Linked DNA regions of Homo sapiens: region 2 is linked to region 1. Evidence: read pairs that join two places in POLR2A ChIA-PET (ENCODE). Cell type or tissue: PC-9. All regions are shown on one strand.

Region 1 (2,500 bases):
CCAACATGGTGAAACCCCGTCTCTACTAAAAATACAAAAATTAGCTGGGCGTGGTGGCACAAGCCTCTAGTCCCAGCCACTCGCCACTCTGGAGGCTGAGGCAAGAGAATCACTTGAAACCGGGAGGTAGAGGTTGCAGTGAGCCAAGATCGTACCACTCCACTCCACTCCAGCCTGGCGACAGAGAGAGACTCCTCAAAAAAAAAAAAAAAAAAAATTAGCTGGGCGTGGTGGCGGGTGCCTGTAATCCCAGCTACTTGGGAGGCTGAGGCAGAAGAATCGCTTGAACCGGAGGCAGAGGTTGCAGTGAGCCGAGATCGCACCACTGCATTCCAGCCTGGGTGACAGTGGGAGACTCTGTCTCAAAAAAAAAAAAAAAAAAAAAGGAAAAGGGATGTGAGGAACATTGTCTCCATTCATACACTTTCCAGGGAGGTACAGAGGATCCTCAGAGTGGGCCCTCACCTGGGACTGCCTCTCACCTGCCTGGTGCTGGGAGGGCTGGGGTGTGCTGGAGCCCACTGGCCAGTGCGGGCAGGGCTGGAGGTGCCCACCACACACATCTGGTGGCTGCACCACTTCACGGCATTGCCTTCGGGGAGCCAGTGGCCAGGCACACCCCTGCTCAGTGCCCCTCACCTAGTGGGTGGGACATTGTGTATAAAGGGCTCTAACCTCAAGGAGCGGTCAGGGTTCAAACCTAGGGGTATGAGCATCGCTTCTGCGAAAGGGTTTTAGCATCTTTTGGGTCCGGGCACTGAGGCTCACGCCTGTAATCCCAGCGCTTAAGAGGCCAAGGTGGGAGGATTGCTTAAGGCCAGGAGCTTGAGACCCACCTGGGCAACACAGTGAGACCCCATTTCTAAAATAAAAAAAAAATATATATATATATATATACACAAAAATTAGCTGAGTTAGGTGGTTCCTGTCTGTAGTCCCAGCTACTCGGGAGGCTGAGGTAGGAGGATCTCTTGAGCCTAGGAGTTAGAGTCTGCAGTGAGCTATGATTATGCCACCGCACTCCATCCTAGGTGAGACCCTGTCTCTTAAAAAAAATGATACTTTTGGAAGAGAGATTTATACTTTCCTTCAGATTTGCAAAGGGGCCTTGACCCAAAACAGCTTAAGATCCTCCCCTGCAAACACAGAGACAGGCCAGCGCCAATCAGCTGGTCTGTAAGGTAAACAGAAGCCTGGCCTCCTCTTCACCACCCCCTGGGCCTCTCCACTGAGGGGGGCTCCTCCGGTACGAGGGGGGCTGACCTGGTGGCCCCACAGAGTCTGGAAGATGGGGGGGTGATACAGAGGCTGGAAAATGGCCATCAGTGGACTCAGGGAATCTTGTGGCAGGTTTGTCCAGCTCACCCAGCCCCTGGGGCTCAGATTTCACAGGGTTGGGGTGGGGAGAGCAGAGATTGCAGACGGAGGCAAGCCGGTCAGCGGGCTCCCTCGCAGCCTTCCAGGGGCCTCCAGGAATCCAGCCACACAGGTTTGGGCAGCTGTCAGGAGGCAGCAGCAAGCCTGCCTCCCTGGAAGTCCCCCCACCCAGCAGCCCCAACCCAGGGGCTATTCTCTTCCCTGGGCCGGAACAAGTCCTCCTTGTCCTAGGGCCTAAGGTGATCGGCTCATCCCACTTTTTTGAGGGACATTCCCAGCTTGAATATTGGGTCCTCCAGGGAAACCGGGACGGCTGGTCCACTTGCTGTCGGGCCCTGCCTCGGTGACTCACCGGTTCCACATTCAGCTCTAAACCCCTACGTTGTAGCCCAGTGGCGGGCTGCACACATCCAGTGAGCGCTGTGCCCGGAAAGGGCATAAGAGGACCCCAGGGGTTTTTTTGTTTGTGTTTTGAGACGGAGTTTTGCGCTTGTTGCCCAGGCTGGAGTGCAATGGCACAATCTCGGCTTACTGCAACCTCTGCCTCCTGGGTTCAAGCTGTTCTCCTGCCTCAGCCTCTCAAGTAGCTGAGATTACAGGCATGCGCCACCACACCCGGCTATTTTTTTTCTTTTTTTGTATTTAGCAGAGACGGGGTTTCACCATGTTGGTCTGGCTGGTCTGCGAACTCCTGATCTCAGGTGATCCGCCTGCCTCAGCCTTCCAAAGTGCTGGGATTACAGGCAAGCGCCACCGCACTTGCTCGGGGACCCCAGGTTTGTGTTTTGTTTTGTTTTGTTTTGTTTTTTTGAGACGGAATCTCGCTCTGTTGCCCAGGCTGGAGTGCAGTGATGTGATCTCGGCTCACTGCGACCTCTGCCCGCTGGATTCAAGCGATTCTCCTGCCTCAGCCTCCCGAGTAGCTGGAACTACAGACATGTGCCAACACACCCGGCTAATTTTTGTATTTTTATTAGAGACGGGGTTTCACCATATTGGCCAGGCTGGTCTCGAACTCCTGATCTCGTGATCTGCCTGCCTCGGCCTCCCAAACTGCTAGGATTAGAGGTGTGAGCCACCGCATCCAGCCGACCCCAGGTTTTTAAGACCCCAATTCCTCTTT
Region 2 (2,500 bases), 1.4 Mb before region 1:
CAGCCTCCACGGGCTGGGGAGGGGGCCCCAGGCCAGCTCCTCGCAGGCTGCTTCCCTCCCTCATTCATTCCCAAGGAGATCGTGGGAAGTTCGGAGGAAGCTGGCCATGGTTTGGGGTGAGCTATTTTTGGTAACAGGGTCCTTCGTCTCAGGCTCCAGGGGCCAGGGTGACTGGGAGGAGCTGTTTGCATTTCCTCTGGCCCCCTCAGCTCCCCACTGCCAGGGCCCAGGAGGACAGGGCCCCACCCACCATGTGAGCTTCCCTCTCCTCCCAGGGGCCGGGAGCCTTCCTGCTGGCAGCTCCAGCACCTCGGGAGGGCCAGGAGAGGCACTACTTGGCGCTCTCTGGACGTTGCCCAGAGGTGGGTCCCAGGCCCTGCCTCTTGCCTGGGGCAGCCACAGTGATCCTCGAAATCCCCCAGTTTACACGGTGCTTTGCCACAAGCCCTGCCCTTCCACATGGTGACAGCCCTGGGAAGCGGGTGGCACCGCATCGTGAGCCCCTTACACAAGCGAGAGAAATGAGGCATTGACAGAGTGTGACATCCCCAGGATCACACAGCTCTTAGGGGCAAGAAAGTGCCAGTGCCTTTAGCCCCTGGCGCAGCAGGGAAGGGGCCTGGAGCTGGGGAGTGAGGCAGCCCTCTCCTTGGTAGGAGGGACACTCGGGAGGAGCAGCCAGGTTGGCCTCTGGGTGCAGAGCTGCCCTCAACTGGGGCGGAGGCGGGGCTGATCCCCGGGGTGCTTCGGAGACCACCCTTGGTCCCAGTGGGGACGTGGAGAAGGACCCAGCCCTTCCCACCCTCTGTGAGGCTTTCAGGCAGGTGGGCAGCAGAAGTTCCCCAGCTCAGGCCCATTCCAGGGGGCCCCGCCCACCAGCAGGGCCCTGGGGGCTCAGGTCCACCTCTTGCCTCCTGCAGAGCACGCAGGCCCATGAGAACAGCAGGGATAGCCGGCTGGCATGGATGGGCACCTGGGAGCACCTTGTGTCTACTGGATTCAACCAGGTAGGGGGTTCCTCCTGGAGGAGCAGGGCACGGCCAGGTGGGGACATGTCCAGCCCTTTGGGCGGGGACGAAACCAATGGGAGGCGGGGGACTGAGGGCCAGTTCCAGGCCTGTCCATATACGGCCTGGCTGTGCTGCCGGGTCTCAGAGCCTCAGGGGACTGACGGCTGCTGAAAACTGGCAGATTCCATTTGTAATAGCTCAGCCTGACCCCAGGAGCCATAGTGGCCCTACAGGGACCCGAGAACACAGAGGGAACCGCCCCTCATCCTTTGTCACCTAAGGGTTCTTAAAGGGGCAGAACATGAAAACCCAGATTCTCTTTCCCTGGGGTGACTCCCACCCCCACTCCAAGCCCTGCTCTGGGGCAGGTGCCCCGTGTCAGGCTGCACCCTCAGGCGCTGGTTTCCCTGGGAGCCCCCCGGGTGGGGCTGAGGGACAGGCCCCTCTGAGCCCCTCTCTCGCCCTCCCTGCAGATGCGTGAGCGCGAAGTGAAGCTGTGGGACACGCGGTTCTTCTCCAGCGCCCTGGCCTCCCTCACCTTGGACACCTCGCTTGGGTAGGAGCTGCGGCACGCAGGTGGGCTGGGGGGCTGATGACCCAAGGCGCCGCAGGTGAGGGCACCTGATCCGGCCTGTCAGTGAGGCGGGCTGATCTCCGGGGTGTTCTGGGGTACCTGATCTGGGCTGCAAGGCCTTGCAACAGACACCTGGCCCTGTACCCCCGGAGCTTCCAGATGTCACGAGCAGCAGGTGCTCAGGTGCCCCTCTGGCCCCTGGTAGCAGAGTGGGCCCTTGGTCACCAGAGGTTTCATGGCTGGGGGTTGACACAGGTATGCTTGGCATTCAGGGAGAGGGTGTGATCCAGAAGTGCAAGAATACGCTTCATTTTTCTGTGGATGTTCTGGCAGGGCTGAGGCCCAGGGAGGCTCCAGGCTATGATAGGAGGGTGGACGTGGGCATTGTTGGACAGCCTGGCAGGGTGGGGGTGGGGGTGGAGGTGGAGGTGGAGGTGGAGGTGGGCCTTGGCTTATGCGGCCCACTGAGGTTTATGCGGCCTACTCCACACCAGCCACATGGCTGTCCTGTTCTATCCTGAGGTATGTCCCCAGGTGGGGCTGGTGCCCAGGCAGCCTGGGGGGCTCCAGGTGCACCTCATCCTTCCATCTGCCCCCAGAAGTGTGTGGAGAGGGCTTTTGGCAGTGCCTGGCGGGGTCCTGGCCAGGCACAGTCAGCTGTGTGCCGAGATGGCCTTGGCCCACTGCGGCTCAGGAGCCAGACACCAGGAGGCCCAGGGCAAGCATTTATGAGTGACTCATCTGTTCAGACCACCCACAACACAGCTGGGGAGACTGAGGCTGGGGGGGGTGTTCAGAGACGTAGCCAGGCAGGGCCGGGGTGGAGAGACAGGGACTCCATCCGCCTTCTGAAACTTCAACCGTGACTTATAAGGGCCTTGCTGGAATCTTCACAGGCAGGGGGATCCGAGAATGT

The links. ChIA-PET counts read pairs that join two places held together with the same protein. Peaks named below come from ENCODE experiments on the same cell type or tissue, not always from the same donor. Only the 100,000 strongest peaks of a DNase experiment are listed, where the experiment ranks them.
Region 2: POLR2A ChIA-PET joins it to region 1 with 5 read pairs; 1 of 35 experiments calls an interaction of 5 or more read pairs at or near these places.

Annotation. Positions count from the first base shown.
Region 1 is chr16:3,009,003-3,011,502 of GRCh38, reverse strand. No RefSeq gene overlaps it. Among named protein-coding and RNA genes, the nearest start is that of CLDN9, 2.7 kb to the left of the region's middle. RefSeq lists an enhancer at 1,988-2,500. In PC-9, no CTCF peak of the experiment used is centred here; a DNase peak (open chromatin) is centred at 1,462; H3K4me3 peaks cover 1,180 bases; H3K27ac peaks cover 1,943 bases.
Region 2 is chr16:4,387,052-4,389,551 of GRCh38, reverse strand. CORO7-PAM16 (CORO7-PAM16 readthrough) reads left to right here. Exons shown (of 31, transcript NM_001201479.2): 8 at 921-1,007; 9 at 1,484-1,566. It overlaps CORO7 (coronin 7), which reads left to right. Exons shown (of 28, transcript NM_024535.5): 8 at 921-1,007; 9 at 1,484-1,566. Among named protein-coding and RNA genes, the nearest start is that of VASN, 16 kb to the right of the region's middle. In PC-9, no CTCF peak of the experiment used is centred here; a DNase peak (open chromatin) is centred at 1,131.